Regions from separate parts of the Mus musculus genome. Here region 1 is linked to region 2. A link is a loop called in an ENCODE intact Hi-C map of the cell type or tissue named here. Cell type or tissue: heart. All regions are shown on one strand. Each heading gives the region's core, and the rest is flanking DNA. Links, peaks and the distances in the headings are about the cores only. Region 1 overlaps Tor3a (torsin family 3, member A). Region 2 holds the start of Fam20b (family with sequence similarity 20, member B).

Region 1 (10,308 bases), core at 2,862-5,361, 63 kb after region 2:
TCGAGACAGGGTTTCTCTGTATAGCTCTGGCTGTCCTGGAACTCACTTTGTAGACCAGGCTGGCCTCGAACTCAGAAATCTGCCTGCCTCTGCCTCTCGAGTGCTGGGATTAAAGGCATGCACCACCACGCCCGGCTACTTTTTCCCTTTTTAAATACAGGGGCTCACTGTGTGGCCCCAGCTGGCCTGGAAATTGGTATGTCGAGTATGCTGGCCTGTAACTCAGAGATCCATGTACCTCTGTCTCCTGAGGTAATTAAAGGTGTGTGCCACCGGACTTGGTTGGCTTTACCTTGTTTTTTGAGACGGGGTCTCTCACCGAATTGGACAGACTAGCTGGCCAGCAAGCCCCCAGAGCTGAAGTTCTAAGGTCACACAGCTCTTCATGGGGCTGCAGGAGACCTGAACTCAGGTCTTTATGCACAGGCAGTAAATAGTTTGTCCACTGAGCCCTTCCCAGCCCCGACACTGCCAACTGGATCTGCAGTTTAATCCTGAAATATACCTGAGACCTGCTGTTGAAATGAGGTACTGATGGCTTTTCTGCCAGTTCTCTGTGGCACCTCAGACAAAGTAGGTGAAGCCAGGAGGGCTTGCTTGCCCAACATTGACAAAAGCCATTTTCGAGTGCCAAGATTTTGCAAGAGTAAGCTTTATCTGTAAAGCTGACAGTAGGATGGGAGGCAGCCAGGTCTGGAGCAGGGCAGAGTGGAGGGCTGACTAGCTGTGATGAGTCAGCGGACCCAGCTGAGATGACGACAGTCCAGGTGGAACATGATCCTGGTCCTGGTCCCTCCTGCATCTATTGATGGCATGCCTGCCGTCTCCTCTAGGGTCTCACTCTTCAGGTAATGCTTATGGGAAACTTTTGCTCCCATTAGGTTCTAGAGGATATTTTAGGTCTGTCTAGAGTTCACTATGCAGTTCCCTTGAACTGTACTGATAGTTTTCAGTAGCAAGGACAGGGATAGTACTGTTTAGGGCTTGGTTTCAGAGTAATACTGATTTCTGCCTGTGTCCGTCAGTAGAAGACCCCAGAGTCACAAGGCAGGCCTGGAGCTGCTGTGCTCTCGTCACGCACCCAGAAGAGGGTTGCTAATGTCTGTTTTCTCTGAGCTGTGGTCAGGGTATGAACAAAAGGACTTTGAAGAACTAACTATATGGACGTGAGTTATTCATGAATGACGCATGTGGGGTGCAGTGGGTGTTTGTTGACTAACTGCCTCCACACTGATGAAGCACCCCTAGCTTGTCTGGGCCCAGTTTCTCATTTTACCAGCGAAGAAACTGAGTCTAGCTCTGTTGTTTAGGGAAGAGTTCACCGTTAGTGATGGGAGCTTGTGACAGTGGTCCTTTCAGTATTCAGTCAGCAGGGGCTTGGAGGGTGAGGAGTTCAGCATCTAGCTACCTTGGCCTGCAGGTGCTGGAGTGCAGCCCTGCTGAGCTGAAGACACTGGACAGGTAGTGAAGGCTCCCAGGCTTTGTTGTGTGAGAGGTACAACCTGTAACGTGGTGGGAAGATGACATGGCTGTAGGTGACAGTGCAAGCAGTTCAGAAGAAAGCTGCATAGAGTTGATAAATACGCAGAAACCATGCAGAGTGGGGCCCGTGTCCCATGGGGCAGTCAGGTAGACCTGGGACTGAGAGGGTACTGTACTAGGGTCTGTGACCTTGGGGCTTGATCGATCCACCTCCCTGGCCTGCTGTCCTCCAGAGGCTTGCCGCTGAGTCCAGGTTGTGGAATCAGGGCTACTGTGGCAGACACAGATGGGGCAATCTCTGCTGATGCAGTTATGTATCCAAAGGCCACCTGACAGGCTGTCCAGCAGGTGCAGAGATCAGACGGGTGATGCAAGCAGTTTCTGCAGGGCTGGAAGTGTGGCAGAGCAGCTGGGCTTGGGCAAGGAGTGGGGATGCCCTTGTTCTTACTGGATTCTTCCAGCAGGAGGCTGGAAATCAGTTAATCAGTGGCTATGAGGGACACACTGGTCTTCACTTGTTTGCTGGGGAAGGATGCTGCCCCACCTAGCTAGGGAGGCAGGTTAGGGATTGGGAGGGGCACGTAGTGAGTCTACGTCATCTGCAGGACAGACTGAAATGCAACATTATCAAAAAGATAGGAACGGCCCGGTGTTTAGTGGTGGCACATACATTTAAATCCCAGCACTGGGGAGGCAGAGGCAAGAGATCTCTGAGTTTGAAGCCAGGCTGCTCCAAAGGTCTGAGTGACTCCTCTGAGGTAACAAGGACACTGATCCTTGTGAGGACAGAGGACAGGAGATGCTGGACCCCGTTTAGTTTGCTGCCTGCCTCCCCCTATCCTTCACTTACGACATTCCTCATTCTGTGAGCCTTAAGCAGGGAAAGTGAAGGCACAGCTGTGCAGTCAGACAAGGCTCAGCTGGGTGCCAACTTGAGACAGGGATGAACTGTCCTGGTTGCAGGTCCCCAGCACTTACTCCCGGCCTCCTCGTGGTGTCACTCCTGTCTTAGCAGTGTGCAGCCATCTTCCTGTGCCTAGCCTGAGAGGACACAGGCAGTGCAAAATAAGCTTTTGCTCCACACTTCTGTGAAAGGGAGTGCAGCCCAGAGAGGCACCTCCTGTGTCCACCAACTGCAGGGTCCTGCCAATACTGTTTTCCAAACTAATTCTCTCTACCTCTACTCCATCTCCTACAACCCATTGTAGCCTAACCAAGATTCTTAGGACAGAGTGGGTGGGGCCACAACCCTACATTCTGGCCTTCAGTGGATACATGCCACCTCCCTCAGCCGTAGTCTAGCTTTCATCCTTACCTTCTGAGCCTTGAAGCCTGTGGTCCTGAGGCATCCTTGAGTCTGTCACTGCTCAGTGTGTCCTCCATTAGGGATGAACTGTCCTGGGGGGTTGTGAGTGTGGGAATCGGCTGTTAACAAGCGCTTGTTTCTTTCAGCAACCTCGGAGGCAGTGTCATCAATGAGGTAGTCCTGAGTTTGCTTAAGGCTGGATGGTCCAGGGAGGAAATTACGACGCAGCACTTGGAGGTGCCCCTTCAGGCTGAGATCATGGAGGCTGCAGGTAAGTGGTCAACTCAGATACATACAGCCTTGCCAAGAGCACAGCCAGAGATGATTGGTATCAAATGTGAGGCAGTGAGGGTGTCTGGACAGTAGAGGACATAGGACAGCCTCACCCATCAACTTCTGGTGGCACGAGAGTATGCCTATACTCCTTCCCTGGAAATGCATTCTGAAGAGGGTCACAGGTCCAGCCCCGCCCTAGAAACAGCTGTGGTCTCTGACCATAGGCTAGCAGATCTCCCTGAGACAACAGTGCAGGTGAAGGTGGGGCAGCTCCACCTTTTTGCTACACCAAAGCCAGCCACAGTCCTGGTGGTCATGCCATTATCTGCTACTACAGCCACAATCACTGTGCTTCTCCATGCCTAGAATAGCCACCACCGCACTGTCCTTGGCAACAATGCACACAGTACTCCAAGAGCTTTGTGGGAGACCAGCTCTTGTGCAGGTTTCAATTTGGGGATCTCCAGCAGGGTTCAGTCCCAGGCTAGGTCAGACACTATGTAACTCTGGGTCTTGGTTACAGACAGCAGCTTTGGCTCCAGCGGTCTCCTGAAGAAACACCTTATTGACCACTTTATCCCCTTCCTGCCACTGGAGTACTGCCATGTGAGGCTGTGCGTCCGAGATGCCTTCCTGGGCCAGGATCTCCCATACACAGAAGAGACCCTGGATGAAATCGCCAAGATGATGACATATGTCCCTGAGGAAGAGCGGCTTTTCTCCTCTCAGGGCTGCAAATCCATTTCCCAGAGAATCAACCTCTTCCTGCCTTGAAAGTGACTCCTGTGCACCCTAAACAATCCTCCTCCACAAGAGACAGCCATCTGCCAGGTGCCCTGGCGTCCAGCAATCACTGCTTTCAGCTGGTGTGCAAGAGGCAGTTCCTAACAGAGGCAGTTTCTAAAAACCACTTGGTGCCTTAAAAACCTACATTCTAGACAATCTAGACTGAGGGTCAGGAAGCCAGTGGAACGGAAGGTCCAAGTACCAAAGGATCCTCAGAACACTCCCTACAGTCTCCTGGCACCGTAGCTCTTCCTGGAAGGCAGCTGGAGTTCATATGAGCCTGAGGCTCTAGGATCTTTGGGCTACAGAACAAGGAATATGTGTGGACTAGAGGCGTGTGGTCCAGGTCTGCAGGTCTGGCTGGCTTTCCTTGCTTTCCGGCAACGTGGGGGAGAGGGGCAGCTTCTGCATGTGAGACCAGCAAAGGGCCTTAGGCTAAAGGACAAACTGAAGCTTTCAAAACAGGATGGGTGTGGCCCAGCACTGTAGTAGGCTAATATGGGAGAGAGAGCTAAAGAAACCTGAGCTGCCTCGTTTGAGCAGCCTGCCAGGCTTGACCAAAACTCATGTGTATGGATAGCTAAGGCATGTTCTGTTGTGCAGACTGAAAACTTTTTAAAGAGGCCTCGTCATGTGTAATTAAATCTTGTATTTTTCTAACATCCTTTCTTACTGAGACCTGGTCCTTGCACTGCCCTGGCAGGCTGGCACAGCACGTGCTGGTCTCAGGCTACTTTAGAGCTTCTTACTAAACTCCTCTGACTCAGCCCTCGAACACACGTGTTCTCCGCTCCAGCTCGGACAAGTGGTTCCTGAGGCTGATGTGGCGAGGCAGGTCAGTACCACCTGTCTTTAGAATACCATGGGCCATTCTTTTCTGGTCCCTTCACACTTTTTAAACATACAGGTCTTTGTGTTTTCTCAGAATTTCCCCCTCTTATTCAAAGTCCTGCTCAGCACTCTCACCTTTAGTTCTTGTAAAAATGGACCATTTCTGCAACCCCCACTTACCAGTACATGTGTACTCACTCACCTGCCTTAAGGCTAGGGACCACCTAGCCCAGCCATATTCAAATAACTGAAATAAAGGAGTGTGGTTTGGAAGTGGGATCTCAATTAGCAAAGGCAGTCACAAAGTTCAAAAGCTTAGGAGTTCTGCTGCCACAAACCCCAGGGACAGAAATTTAACAATTAAGGTTTCTTATAAAGCAAGACCACATGGTAATTAATAAGCATAAAATGCCCAATGAGACTTAGATTCTTGTTCAAGCCAGGTGCTTCCATGCTGTCCTTGAATATTCAGGAGGACAGAGCGGGATGGGCACAAAGTGAGAACCAAGTGAACTGTAACAGGAATACTAGTGAATCCCTCCCATCCAAGAGCCAGACACACCGTTCTCCCTCTCGACAGGGGATGCTGGAGCGCTGAGCAGGTCTTACCTGATCTAACAGAACTGAAATCCGAGAATACCCTGTGGTCACGAGTATTATAGGTAGGAAAGCAGAGCAGGGATTATAAGCAGAAACTTACAGTTCCAGAACAACCAGCAGGTCAGTGGTTAGAGTGAAATGGAAAAATCTTAATTTTGTGAGGCAAAGCCCATGAGGAAAACAGCTCTGAGAAACTGCAACACACACACACATCTCAGACAGGCACTGTGCCCAAAGGACTAGAAAAACACTAAACTCCAAATTAGTATAATAACGAGCACTACAGTGGTGAAAAAGCTCCATGACTCAAGCACTCCGAAGACTGAGGCAGGAGGCTGTCTAGTGAATTTGAGACTGGCTAGGGATATACAGCAAGACTGTCCCTGTCTTTTTGAGACAGTGTCTCACACAGCTAAAAATGGTCTTGAACTCAGTACGTAACCCTGAAGTGACTTTGCTTTTTCATCTTTCAAGTGCTATAATTACAGGCATGTGCCAGTACACCTGGCTTTATCTGGTGCTGGGCTCAGATCCTGGGCTTCTTGCTAGGCAAGGACTTTACTGATGCCCAGCCCCAAGACCCTGTTTCTAAGAATGACACTGGACTGGACAATAAAAACAAGGTCAGTGCAAGTGCTGATGGTTCTTCCTTTGTTTTTGTAAAATAAACATGACCGGTACAGCTAAGGAAAAGTGAAGGGGGTGGGTGGGGAAGGAGACTCAAACAAATAGAAAAGGAGATATTACAACTGGTAACACAGAAACAAAGAATTCAAAACCCATTATGATTAGACACCAACTAAATTAAATCATCAAGAAAACAGACAACCTGAATAGATTTTAAATAAGCAAATTATATGATCAGTAAAATTTTAAAAGTCTCACATCAAGGATCTGATAGCTTCATAACTGAAATCGACCTTTTAAAGAGTTAAAATTGTCTGAAAGACTTCCAGAGGAAGTCTCATCTCTGTAAGTACAAGGCCAGCCTGTTCTGCATAGTGAGTACCGGGACAGCCAGGGCTTAGAAACCCTGTAAGTAAGTAAGTAGTTAAAATATGGGTGTGGTGAAACACATTAGTAATCCCAACACCAAGGAGGCCGAGGAAAGGGTTAAGGAGTTTAAGACTGGTTTTATGAGACAAACATCAAGCAGTAAAAACCAATTCTAGTGAAACTGCTCCAAAATTGAAAAAGGAATACTTCCAAACTCATTCCATGATAGCATGATACCTTGATAGCAAAACACTTGATGGCTCAGGGGATCCAACAGTCTTCTGGGTCTGCAGGCACTAGGCACTCAGTGGTACACAGACAGACAGACAAGCAGACGAGACACTCATACACATAAGTTCTTAGAAAGTCTTAGGAGAGAGACAAAAGGATTCATCCTAAAAAATGAAAATGCCAAGCTGTGAGAGAGCACTGCACAGCTTTTCCTGATTAAAAAAGACACCAACAAACTTGTGTTCACCACAGGTGGGGCACCAGTGCCAGATCAAAGAGGCGTCTCCATCCAAATCTATCAGTGAATTTACTGGGGTTATGTACACAACTCTGGCGACTTTCAAGTGCTACCTCACTGAAAAGCCTCTCCTAGCATGGTGCTGTGTTGCTGGAGCTCTGCCCGGAGTGAAATGAACTCTGACAGCTCCTCTTTAGTGCTTAGGTAGCCTAGAGGAAGGGGCTTGTGACTCTTTCTAAGCTATATGAGCTTCTCACCCCCACCCCCAGAGAAAATGGTTCTGCCCAAAGGAAATACCCTACCCCACTGAGAATATGAAAACAACAGATCCTAGGGTAGATACAGAAAAGGAAGGAACTATCGGACACTGCTGGGGAGAGCGTAAGTCAGCACAGCCGTTATGGAAATGGGACAGAGGTTATGCAAAGCATTATACATAGCTTGGCATGGAGGTGTAACCCCAGCACTCAGAAGGCAGAGACTTAGGATCCAAAATTCAAGGCCAGCCTGGACCCTATGATGACATGTTCTAGGATTGTACCTTACAGGTCTTTTCCTAGCATGTGGTCCCTAGCACTATAAAAAGGAAACACATTTAAGGCACTGAAAAAGAGTATCTAGCTAAAACAACTAAATTTGAGTTAAATATATAAAGGTTAAGATCTGAACCTATGAAATTACTATAACAAAACAGTGAACCCTTTAGGATAGCAGAAGGTGAAGAAAGTTAAAAAAGGGAACAAGGAGAGGCCATTGGTGGGCACCGCAGGAGTCAGAATTCTGATTTGCATAGTAAGATATGCACGGTTCCTAAGTGAAGGGTGTTTGCTGCTGTTCCAGGACCTGAACTTGGGTCCCAGCATGAACATCCAACAGCTTACATCTACCTGTAACTTCAGCTCCAAGGATCCAATATACACACACAGGCACACGCGCGCACACACACACACACAGATAATTTAAAAAAAAAAAAAAAAAAGATGTAAACCGGGGGCTGGAGAGATGGCTCAGTGTTTAAGAGCACTGATTGCTCTTCTCAAGGTCCTGAGTTCAAATCCCAGCAACCACATGGTGGCTCACAACCATCCGTACTTACATATAATAAATACATTTAAAAAAAAAGGATAAAAAGATGTAAAGCAGCTATGAGGGTCTGAGGCTGAGCATGGTGGCACACACCTGTAATTCCAGCGTCATGAAGGAGAAGTGGGATGATCAGGGATGGAGGCCAGCATGAGTTACACAGCAAGGACGAGACCAGTCAGACGGTCTTAAAAATAAATAAATAGTAACTAATAATAAAAAATAATAAGGGCTGACGAGATGGCTCAGTGGGTAAGAGCACCCGACTGCTCTTCCAAAGGTCCAGAGTTCAAATCCCAGCAACCACATAGTGGCTCACAACCATCTGAAACAAGAACTGACTCCCTCTTCTGGAGTGTCTGAAGACAGCTACAGTGTACTTACATATAATAAAAAATAATAAATAATAAAATAAAAATAATAAAATAAATAGTGAGACTTTTAAAAATAAAAAAGGATTAGACATGAATATTTAAGGAAGTGGGTACCTTTAACATTTCAACATAATGCAGTGTATACAATGATGTAAACATCACATAATACCCCATAAATATGTATAACTTTATATACTTAATATTTTAATAACAATATATTTTCAACAGGACTGCTCTAAATATGCTATAATGTATAATATTCCAGTGTACACAGAATTTTAGGAAAACTGAAAAATAAACAAATTCCACTACAGGGAGCAAAGAGAAATGCAGTTATGCTGCACTCATGCTCAGCGCAGCACTGTGCATGATGGGAGAAGACAGAAGCAGCCGGAGGTGTCATCAGCCGATGATGGGGTATCAGGAAATGCACACACAATGGGAAAAGCATTGGAGCACAGAAAACAATGGAATCTAGTCTAAACTCGAAAGGAACCAGCCACACGGATACTGTGGATCACCCCACCCACAAGGAATGTCAAGAAGCTGATCACATGGAGGGAGTGGGAGAGTGTACTGATGTCTGCGGTTGGGGCTGGGGGACAGAGAAGGGACAACAGTGAAAATGCTGGCCAGTAGCTACGGTGACAGTTACAGGCAGGTAAGAACTCAGTCACGGCGTTTTACTGCAGTGAGTGGCTGTAGTTCACCATACTGCACAGGGCATTTCAAAAGAGCTCACAGAAGAATCTGAGTATTCTTACCACAGTGAAGCCAGGTCGCGGATATTCTAAATACCCTGATTTGGTCATTGCAATGTGCACATGTACAGAAACACCTCACTATTTATTCTCAACGGATGTGTACAGACATGTCAAAAATGTATTGGGACCTGGAAATGTGGTTCAGTTGTTAAGAGTGCTTGCTTATTATGTATGAAGCCCTGGGTTCAATTGCCAGCACTCACATAATAGTGTCACGGTATACAACAGCAACCCCAGCTTAGGGCTCCTAAGTTCCAGGTCATCTTTTGTGCATGGCAAGTTTGAGGCCACCTTGGGAAGGATAGAAGAGGAAGAGGAGGAGGAGGAGGAGAAGGAGAAGAAGGAGAAGGAGAAGAAGGAGGAAGAAAGAAAGAAGAAGGAAGAAGAAGAAGGAAGAAGAAGGAAGAAGAAGAAGGAAGAAGGAAGGAGAAGGAAGGAGGAGGAGAAGGAGAAGAAGAAGGAGGAAGAAAGAAAGAAGAAAGAAGAAGGAAGAAGAAGGAAGGAGAAGGAAGGAAGGAGGAGGAGGAGAAGAAGAAGAAGAAGAAATAATAATAATTTTGAATAAGAAGAATGTTCTCTTGTAGGGCCTATACTTATTTTAACTCCTGTCTCAAGACACTTTAAGAACATACTTGCAGTTGAGTTCAGAATGGATGTTCAGATAATTAAATATCTGTGTGTAGTCCTTTACATTAGACACACGCTCCTAAGGTACCTACCTGGTGTCTGCCAGCACAGGCTCTAGAAGGTACCATATGTACAGTACTCACTCTAGGATGAGGATTCATACCACAGCTCACACTCCGGAAAGAGTATATCAGAGGATGCTCACTAACCATCCTCCGGACTTTAGAGCCCTCTACTGAATGCCTGCCTGTAAAGGTCTGCTCTGCTTCCCTGTCAATTAGTATCCTGGGAGAAATACTCCAACTCAAGCCCACTTTGCCTATAAATCATTTCAGCTTTTATTTAGAACAAAACACAACTTGCAAACCTTGTGAGACATGGCAGGAAACAGTCCCTGCCAGGGGCATCGTTTATTTACATCAAGTTTTTAACACTGTTAGCAGTTCACAGTCAGACAACAGAGAGAATTAAATTAGAAAAACAATCGAAAATATATTACAATAACAATTAAGAACAAATACTTGACAACAGTGGTAGTGTGACCCATGACTGACGTGTTTAGTAAAATCCCATATGGTCTCACTGGGCACTGTGTCCCCTTAGCAATGCACACAGTGCCCACTCTAGGGAGTCACCCTCTGTGTACCACCTACGCCTGCAGTGTAACCTTTGGTATAAACATTAGAGTTTTAAAGAGTCTGAATTAGCAAGTTT
Region 2 (10,308 bases), core at 2,563-5,062:
AGAGCTAGCTCTGTGTGTGTGTGTGTGTGTGTGTGTGTGTGTGTGTGTGTGTGCACTTCATCACTATCTCAACTTACCACTCTCTCCCTGGGCTCTAAGGAGGAGTTTTCTGAGGGCCCTCCTTAGCTTGTTTGATGTAGAAGTCATTTAATCAGTTTCGGGGGCATCCATCATGGTGGGTGTATTAAGTAGGTTCAAAGAAACAGAGCGGGTAGCCTTTGCGTGTGCAGGAGCTGGGAGGAAGTGCTCTCCTAATACCTCGAGTTTGCTAGAGGCCTGGGACTTGACAAATGGACTGAGGCTTGGAAGTTCTGAGGCAGTTCTCAGAAAATGATTAAAAGGGTGTAGGGAGCGAGGGTAGGCACCTGGCCACATGGCACCTGCCATTCTCACACTTCTCTTTCAAGGGGCATGGCTACATACCCATGTTCCATGCTGGCGGTACAACACTGTCTTTGGCATTAAACAACTTTGTACCCGTGAGAACAGTATCCTGCAAAGCCTTAATAAACCATGCCACTAGAGAGGGCCACCCGAAGCCCCGGGCTCCCAGGAGGCACAGCTGGGAAGCCCAGGGAAGACCTCAAATGGTATGGAGAGCTATTCAGCAGTCATTCCCAAGGCTGGGTGAAGGAGGATTCTCACTGGCAGGGAGAGCGAAGCTGGTGAGCCTTGTGGAGGGGAATTTAAGGTTTGCATGAGAGAGGTGTGCTGGGGCTGTAAATGCCAAGCAGGGAGGCTCCTGCCACAGGCTAGCTTCTGGTAGAGTTCCATGCTTGGGCTCATTGCTAATGTTCCCCTGATGAGGGCGGTTCCCACTGCTCTTCGTGGGAGGGGGGACAGCCAGTCTCTTACTCTGGATTCAATTCCATGAGCTGCCGCACATGCTCCTGGAAAAGGTGCTCCATTACATAAAGTCACAGTCTGTGGCTTTAAGAACAGTGAAGTTTGGGGGCAGAGGAGAGAAAGGTCGTGAGAAGATTAGCTTGATACTTAAAACCACAGCACATCCCATGACTTGGGACAGTAATACAACCCTTCCAGTACTCTGACTTCTAGAAGGAACTCATTGAGCCGGCAAGCTTCTGTGGGATGGGGCCCTCTTCATCTCCAAACAGTCGAAGTTTAGTCTGATGCCTGCCACTTGACATGCATTCGACAGTCAAATGAATGAGTGAACGCACCTACCCTGGGTTATCTGCCCAGGATATCGGTTATAACTTCTCATAACACCGCACAACTTTGAGTTCATATTGTTAATCTTCATTCCCATCCAGACTTTGCTCACCCCCATCCTTCCTCCCTCATACCAGTCCACACTCTTCTCAGACTCAGAATCTGTGTTGCATAATTTAGGTGTCCTGTCCTCCTCGCAGGGACGTCCTGTGTCCTAATCACTCATGCTCCTTACTTAAATGACCACATCCCTTACAACACTGAGAATATATTGACTATAAGTGATGTCATGAGCCTGAGGGGCAAAAACTGACATCATGGAGTGTCAGGCCCTGTGTAATATGCACCTGACTGGATTGCCTCCATGGACCAAAAACCCTCTTTCTCTGAGAATCCTTCAACACAGATGGGTGTCATCTCCCCCAAGGCAGGTTTCAGGATGAGCAATGACAGGAGCAGGGTCCTTCTTCAGTGTCAATGGAATGACAGAGAAGACGGAGCACTGTTAGTCACACAGTCTCAAAGAAAGTGTTGGCTTCCTCTTTTGCCTCATGGTTTTCTGGCCCAGAAGAGCTGGCTGCAAGCAGACCCATGTGCCTGTTAAGAAATAAGGCAGACTCTCATCACCATCCAGCCAATTTTCCCAAGAATTGTGCTTTCCATTGTCGGATAATGGCCTCAACCCTTTTCAACTCTATCCAGTAAAAGCTGACACAGGGCTGTCTACGCTGCCCTTTGTACGCCTTGCAGTGATGAGTGCTTCCAGCAGTGATTAAAGCTGCTTTCCCTCACTAAGTCTTCTGGGGTAGGGTGTCAAGTCCAATAGTTTCTCTGGGTGTCCTGATCGAAAGTGCTACACACACACACACACACATTAAACTAACTTCACACAATAATTGTATTTTCTCCACACATTTACTATTTAAATCTCACCACAATCCTGTCAAGTAGGTACTGTGTTTAACTTCCATTTCCCAAGGAGCCTTATACTCAGAGGCACTACATGACATGCCCAGTGGCATACAGTGGGGGGTGGGAGGGAGGGAGAGAGAGAGGGAGAGAGAGAGAGATCGTTTCTTTCCCTCTTGAAAGAAATTCCTGCTTAGTCCCCAAACTCCCCCCCCCCCCGCACAAATCATATCCAATGTAGAACGTACACCATAATATTTTAGGGTCAAACAGACTACATGGAAGCTGTCTATATGGTGAATAAACGTATGCATTATACAGTAGCTACTGTGTGTGGAGTGGACACACGTTAAGGGGAGGAGCAGCTCATTGACTCTTCAGGAGCCTAGTGGGTGAGTGCAGGGCACTGGAAACCAAGTCGCGCTGGATTTGCCCTCTTAGGGCTTACAGTCCATTGCAAGGCACAAACATTAAAAAAAAAAAAGCTATTATAATAAAATAAACAGGATTTTGTTAAGAGCTACTGAAAAGGTACAGTAGGGGAGCTCTGCTCTGGGCCAAAGCTGGAGCGATTTCCAAGGTGGGAAGTCTGGCCTCTTTTGGTCAGGGAAGGGCACTTTGGGGCAGAATCTCCAAGGAGAAGTCAAGGCAGAGCGAAAGAAAGAAGAAATTATCTCTTCAGAATAGGACTTCACCTAGATGACTGCAGGAAAGAAATTGTGAAGGTAAGAGAGAAGCCAGAAGCTAGTTTATGTAAACAGGCTTGGAGAAATCCGCCGACGGTGTCTGCGGAGCCCAGCGCTGCAGGAATGAGGGTGAAAGGGTTAAAGGGGGCGGTCCGGAGCTGCCCGGTAGTCCCGCCTACCCGCAACGGGGGCGGAGCTGCGCCGGGTGCGCACTGGGATTGGCTGCAGGGAGGGCGTTCCGCTAGGACCGTACCAACAGCCAGGCAGCGCGGAGGCGGGGGTGGGTGTGGAGCGGCCGGCTCCGCGGGGAGCGGCGACCGGGGAATGGCCGGGCCGGCGGTGGGCGGGAGCCGCAGTGGTGGCGGCGGCGGCCCGGGGCGGTGAGTGCGGCGTGGGGCTGCCCCTCCCCGGAGGCGGCGGGGGCGGCCGGGGCCGCGCCTCACCGCACCGCGCGGGCGGCTATGGAGCGAGCCTGAGGCCCGCCAGGTGAGTGGCGCGGTTGGAGAGGGCGCGCGACCCCTCGCCCGGGAACGACGGGAAGGAGGGAGGGAGGGAGGGAAAGCGCGGGCGGCGGGGGGCGGGGCACCTCCCTCAGGGGCCGGATGCGGGGCTGCGGGCGATCGGGAGTCCTTGCGGTGACCGGTGCTCGCTGCTAAGGACGGTCCCCAGAGGCTCCTGGCCCTGGTGTCGCCCTTCTGTCACACGAAGCCGGTGTCGGCGGCCCGGCGGGCAGCGCGCTCTAGCTCGGTCCCTACGCCGCCCTCCTGGTGGCCGAGGAGCGCGCTCTCGCTGAGCCCCTACGGGGCCCGCTTGGTGGTCGGGGAGCGCGAGTGACCTGCAGGCCCTGGGCCGGAGAGGGCAGCGGTGTCCTGCGGTCGTGCGCTCAGAGCGCCAAGGGGCACAACTTAGGATGAGACTGTGCAGAGTGGGCTGCGCTGGCGGTTTCATTTCCGGGTGTGATGGCCCGGCGATTAAGAGCGAGCCCAGACGTTGCCTTGAAGATGAATGCGAACGTTGTCAAGCTGTGTCCTTGATTGTGGAGTCTGATAAGACATTCTTTTTAATCTGGAGTCAGTGATCTGTCAGGCTCCTGATAAAAACGAAGAAAAGGGGGGGGGGAACAACAGGGCGTGGATGGTCCTTATACAATTACTTCGTTTAAAGACTTATGTCTCCAGTAGGATGGGTAAGGCGTTTACAATTTGGGAAAAGGATATGTTTAACACTGTCACTTGGATCTAGGGCCAGGTGTGAGGGTCATCTCTACTCAGCCAGGTTCCCTCCGGAGATTTGATAGCTCACGTTGGAAGAAAGAAATAATGCGATCTTTTCACGATTGAGGTCTACGGCTTTATAATACAACCGAGAATCCGGAAAGTCAAGATTGTCAATAATTAACCATGCCTACATTGCTTGGGTTGTAATTTCACATTGAGCTCAATGTGCTTGCCATTCCCTGAATTTATGCAAGCCGGGTGAGCAAGCTGAAAGCACTTGTGCATGTTATCGTCCTGAGAAACAGGTTCAGGCATTAAAGATGCTAAATTATTTGCATAGGCTCTAAATCAATTTAGGGCAAATTTAAAATTATTGTATTAAATTAATAACTTTCTTAAAGTTTGTGAAGATGTTGGGTTTTGTGTCCCAGAACTGTTACCTGAAAACAAGATGCGGGTTCACATTAGAAAATACTTATCACAGGAGAACAGTGTGGGGTGGGGGTGAGGGAGGGGGAGGGGGGATTAGTCGTCCCCTTTAATCCCACCATTCCTGAGGCAGAGGCAGGCATATATCTGCGGTCTAGGATAGGCTACATAGTAAGACCCTTCCTCAAAAGCCAACAAATCGAGGAAAATAAAAGGTACTGTGCGTAAGTCTAGCCTCAGTCATAATAAAGAACATATAAAAATAATGAAGGGAAAAGATAATTTTAAAAAAAAATAAGACTGGCCGGGTGATGACACAGCGCATGCCTTGAACCCCAGCCTTTGGGAGGCAGAGGCAGGCAGATCTCCGCATTCCAGGCCAGCCTGGTCTACTACAGAGTGAGTTCCATGACAGCCAGGGCTGTCTTGAAAACAAACAAAAACCTGGAATTTACAGCTTTCCTTGTGACCATGGGGTTGATTTGCTCTGTTTCCTTAGGACTAGTGAGAAAATAGGTACTTTTCATTTTTAAAGCACAGGCCTTGCTTTTTAAAATATATTTTGAACCAAAGTATACTTTGGAAAAAAGCAAGTCACAGATTTTTATTTTTCATAATTTTTTATGTCATAGACTTATTTTGTGCTGTTGATGATTATTTACTTTAGTCCCTTCTGTCTCTTCTGAATTTCCAGTTCCTAAATGGGAATTTCTGTTTACTTTTAGGATATGAATTGGCTCCCTCTGACCGCCATTTCAGTGCTTGTAAGTGTGAGGTCAGCAACTGCAGCCTACAGATTGATAACTGTCGAACCCCTGGTGAGTGCCAAGACAGTAGAGTCAGCTGTTAGCGCACTCATGGTTGCGGACAGAAGGAGCTGTGGGTGTCAGGTTGATCTGGGATAGAACACGAGATGATTTTTGTGGATAGGGGTAAAGGGCATAGTTACCATGGGGCCCTACAGTTGTAATTCATAGTAGGTGTGCATTAATTGTTGGTCGGTTGAAGTAATAAATGGAAAGTGGTGTGAGGGAAGCATAAATATTGTAGTGCAAATGCTAGATCTTTTTATGCTCGCCCTCCCCCATTTTTCTTTTCTTTTTTTTTGGGGGGGGGGTTCGAGACAGGGTTTCTCTGTGTAGCTCTGGCTGTCCCTGAACTCACTTTGTAGACCAGGCTGGCCTCGAACTCAGACATCTGCCTGCCTCTGCCTCCCAAGGGCTGGGATTAAAGGTGTGTGCCACCACTGCCTGGCTCTCCCCCGTTTTTTCAATCAAAAGGAATTTTAAAAAAAAGAAGGCAAAAACACTGTGTTTCCGATTTCTGTTGGCCATGTGTTACTAAGGTGGGTGTCTGCAAACGGTATTGTTTATCTGATTCAGTTCTGTGATCATATGGTGTTCCAGCCACCTGCAACCTGACGATCTGGTCACAGAGAGCTGCACAGACTTCCTCCTGCCACTTGGACTGGCTAGCTGAGCAGTTAGATAGATAACCAGTGTTTCGCCATTAATAGAAAACCATGGAGTTGTTGGTCATAACCGTCCCAGTAGCCTCAGTGCTCACTGCCCTCCTGTCCCGCCCAGTGGAGATGAGCGAGGAAGGGTCTTTCTCCCATAGCTTCTCCGGCACCTGTGCATCCCGCCCTCTCGTCCTTCTGTGAGCCTCTGTGTGACTGAGTTCAATAACTTGCAGGGCTGAGGCACAGAACAGAAGTCCTTCCTTTGCTACTGAAATTCCCTCTGACTAATGTACAGTAAACATGACAGCGAGAGCTGCTTGGAAGAGAATATAATGCAGAGATCCTCTGCTATGTGGGTTGGTTACAGAAATTAATAAACTAGTCTGTAAATAAAGAAAAGGTCTTCTGATACAGTTTTTCTTGCCAAAACCAACAGAAATGCCTGTCTCTAGACGTAAAGAGTCTCGGGTGTCAGTCAGAGCTGAGTGTCAGGTAGTGCAGAATGAGATAGTGTACTTTGGTATGTCTGAGGTCTGTACTTTGTGGGGAAGTACTGGCTACGTTGGAGGAGACTGTTAATTTGGGAACATTATAAAAGGAGGCCAAGGAATATGAAATTATGAATGCATAAGAAGGACAGACCAAATGCAGAGAAGGAAGTCTGCTAGTCTGTGTTCTCAAATTGACTCTCTGCTGTTTCTGCTTACCGTTGCCTTGTTATCTACTGTTGAGAAGTAATGTATTAAGTGCTAATTTTTATTTAGGTATGCATTTGTGGGAAAAGGCTTACAATACGGTGTGTACTTTGTTTCTTTTTAAACGTGTGGTATAATCCTTGTCTCAAGTTTAGTATTCCTAAACTAGGATCCATTACTGTGAGGAATTAAACAAGGATCAGAGGTGATTGTGCAATGTAGGCTGTGCACCCTTTTTTACTTACTGGATCTGCTTTTAACTGCCTGTCACAGCTGGGAAAGCTGTACAGTTTCTGGCCTTCTGTGGAGTAGCCACCGAGGTCACTGCTTCCTCAGATCAGATTTAAGTTAGTTAAATAGGCTTGTTAGGTTCTATAGACTCTTCTCTCAACATTAGTGACTGACCTTTGTAACCACTGTTGTGGTTGCCCAAAGACCTTTCTAATTCATTTCTTGTTCTTAGTCCTTGTGTGTATACACACCCTGTATGTATATATGTATGTAGGTATGTATGTATGTATTTTATGTTGTGTAGTTCTGGGAGACAAACTAGGACTGAAGAGAAGACTCAGTGAGTAAGGCTCTTGGCATGCAAACGCGAGGACCTGAGTTCAGATCCCAGTACCCAAATAAAAACCAAGAATGCATGGCAGCTTTTTTTTTTAAAAGATTTATTTATTATTATATATAAGTACATTGTAGCTGTCTTCAGACACACCAGAAGAGGGCATCAGATCTCATTATGGATTGTTGTGAGCCACCATGTGATTGCTGGGATTTGAACTCAGGACCTTCGGAAGAGCAGTCAGTGCTTTGCCACCCCAACATGGCAGCTTTTAATCCCAGCACTCCAGAGGCTGTGATGGGATCCCCAGGGCCAGGTGACTAATTAGACTGAATCAGTGAGCTCTAGGCTCAGTGAGGGACTCTGCCTCAGTAAATAAAGTGAGAAGGATTGAGGACGCCACTGAACATCTCACACAACACACACAGGTACACAAACACACACACACATATGTATGCACACCTACACATGTATCTACATGTATAAACACACATATGCATAAAAAGAAATTAACATGGAAGATGTAGTGTGGAACCTTGTTTCAGAAACCATTGTCTGTAGTACCTGAAGATCTGGTTCAGCCTTGTCTGATGTATCATTCATATATCATTCTTGGGCAATGTCTTCTTGGACTTTCTTCATTCTTTCTCCTAATGTCTCCAGATTGTCTTTATTCCCAGTTTTTCCAGGAACCAGGTTAGCAGTAACAGTAGTCTCGAATGGTGTAAGCATGATATGCAGATGGTAGCAATGTAGACAATTTTGAATATGTAAAACTGGTAAACACAGTAAATATTTCTGCTGTTTTTACTATACTATGTTTCTGAATTCGTTATAGGGCTTATTTCTCCATGTTTGTTAAAAAAAAAACGGGGGGTGGCATCTTTAAACCTAAGTATTTGATAGTTCAGAAGAAATGCTTTTAGCCATAAAAGTCTCTCTCCCTTGCTATTCACTTCTGTTAGGGCCTTGGGAAGTCAAAAAAAAAAAAAAAAAAAAAAAAAAAAAGAGTAAAACAGATCTCCTGTCCTCAAGGAACTCACTAGACAGTAGAAGAGAAGGCTATGCCAAAAAAAGTGTGCATGTGCATGCATGCTCGAATGCACGTGTGTTCCTTCATACTCTAAAAAAGGGACCACACTTGGACCCACCTAGCCATAATTTTTCAGCACAGATCTGTTTGAGGTCTGTTATTCCTGAAAGTTAATTCTGTGGTTTGTAAGCTTGACACATTGACATACCTTGGGAACATAGGGGTGGAAACTAGGGGTAGAAACTAAGCCTGGTTGTGTGCTTGAAGCCCCAGGTAGGAGGATCATTTGCGCCCAAGAGTTCTGGGCCAGCTTGGGTAGCAGTACACTGATACTCTGTCTAAACCATCAGTCAATAAAGCATTAAGGTGTTTTTAATTGCAGATGTTTATATCTTTTGAGAACTGTAGTGACTTGCACCTAAAGACAATTCTGATTTAATAAACAATAAAACTAGAGGGAAATATTGGAAATTCCATATTCCCACAGCATATGTGTCACACTGTTCTGTGACACAGCCTTAAATGGTGGTTTATATACTGATAATTGAATAATGAAACACCTTGAACCTTAAAGCACTTTGCACTGAGTGTCTGGGTCACTGAAAAATGCCCGTCTCTTTTTTGTGTACTAGGTCTTGCTTTATAAAGGTCTTGTCTGTTTTTTTAAAGGGAGAAAGTTAGAAGGTTGTCTTGAATTAAGGTTTAAATGGTGATAGTTACAAGGTTTTCTTTCTTTCTTTTTCTTTTTTTTAAAGAGAGAATAGTTTTTGTTGCCATCCTCATCTTCCTCTCACATTTGGGCAGTTCCCTTAATGCTTCATTAAATCCCAGTGGTCATTTTTTGTTGATGCCCTTCACAGGGAACTGTTAAAAGACTTCACATGGAAGTTTCTTATTTTAAAGATAGTGTATGGGTGTTTAAGTGGAAATGAAAATATTAAGGAAAATCTAATAGTCCAACTCGAACTTGTAGGAAATAGATTTTTTTTTAAATACCACTAGCTTTAACTTACTCTCAACACTTAAGTTTTTTTTTTGTTTCGTTTTGTTTTTTGGGGGTTTTGTTTTGTTTTGTTTTGTTTTTTTGGGTGGGGGTGTTGAGACAGGGTTTCTCTGTGTAGCCCTGGCTGTCCTGGAACTCACTCTGTAGACCAGTCTGGCCTCGAACTCAGAGATCCACCTGCCTCTGCCTCCCGAGTGCTGGGATCAAAGGCGTGCGCCACCACGCCCGGCTAACACTTAAGTTTTAAAAGCTTTAATTCTTAATCATAAACAGTTTTTTTTTTTTTTTTTTTTTTTATTTATTATATGTAAGTACACTGTAGCTGTCTTCAGACACTCCAGAAGAGGGCGCCAGATCTTGTTAGGGATGGTTGTGAGCCACCATGTGGTTGCTGGGAATTGAACTCAGGACCTTCAGAAGAACAGTCGGGTGCTCTTATCTGTTGAGCCATCTCACCAGCCCAATCATAAACAGTTTTAAGGACAGAGTCATCATCTTTAAACACAGCTAGTTTTCTGAATGAAAGGCTTGTGAAAGGCATGCTGTATTTCTGATTTTTGTGTGAAATAGAATGTAGGGCCACGTTTCCCATCTGTTTTTTATTTATATTGACTGACCACGGTGAAATTTTTTTCTTGCTACGGGGCAAAGGATGTAAGTCTATAACAGCTAATAAGATTGTGACTTACTGCTGTAACGTTAACGCCAGTTAAAAATCAGAGGGTCAGTACATTAGGAGAAGATATTTTTATCCCCTCTGTATTAAGGGGTTAGGAGTTTTGCTCTTGGCTTTGGCTGAAATACAAAGGTTGGGCATTATAAGCTGAGCATGTGTAGTATGAATATGTGATGTTAGCCTCCATTGCACTGTATCATAAAGTTGTAAAGTATGTAAGCCGATTTTAGTAAACGAGCCATTAGGGTTGGGTATGAAATGACTTTCCCAATGTGCCTAGGCTCAGAAGTGGAACATAGTTACTTGTATAGCTTTTTGATCAAAACACATCAGGTGGAGAAAAAAATAGACCCTATCCTTTGGTGGGAGGAATTGTTGATGACTATCTATGGAAATAGTCCACAAGAAAATCTTAATTAAATTCAGATCTGGGTTATCTGTGTAGCCTCTGCATGTA

Evidence for each region. Hi-C counts contacts between places; a loop is a spot of excess contacts. Peaks named below come from ENCODE experiments on the same cell type or tissue, not always from the same donor. Only the 100,000 strongest peaks of a DNase experiment are listed, where the experiment ranks them.
Region 1: it touches region 2 in a loop (2.2-fold over the local background); 2 of 42 quality-filtered maps call a loop at or near these places.

The regions. Positions count from the first base shown.
Region 1 is chr1:156,649,223-156,659,530 of GRCm38, reverse strand. Tor3a (torsin family 3, member A) reads left to right here. Exons shown (of 6, transcript NM_023141.2): 5 at 2,935-3,059; 6 at 3,588-5,914. The coding sequence ends at 3,838. Abl2 (v-abl Abelson murine leukemia viral oncogene 2 (arg, Abelson-related gene)) reads right to left here. Exons shown (of 12, transcript NM_009595.3): 12 at 9,912-10,308. Among named protein-coding and RNA genes, the nearest start is that of Tor3a, 20 kb to the left of the region's middle. In heart, for the core only: no CTCF peak of the experiment used is centred there; a DNase peak (open chromatin) is centred at 4,200.
Region 2 is chr1:156,711,815-156,722,122 of GRCm38, reverse strand. It overlaps Fam20b (family with sequence similarity 20, member B), which reads left to right and starts at 3,213. Exons shown (of 8, transcript NM_145413.4): 1 at 3,213-3,257. In heart, for the core only: a CTCF peak has its summit at 3,557; DNase peaks (open chromatin) are centred at 3,032 and 3,642; H3K4me3 peaks cover 1,894 bases; H3K27ac peaks cover 1,565 bases.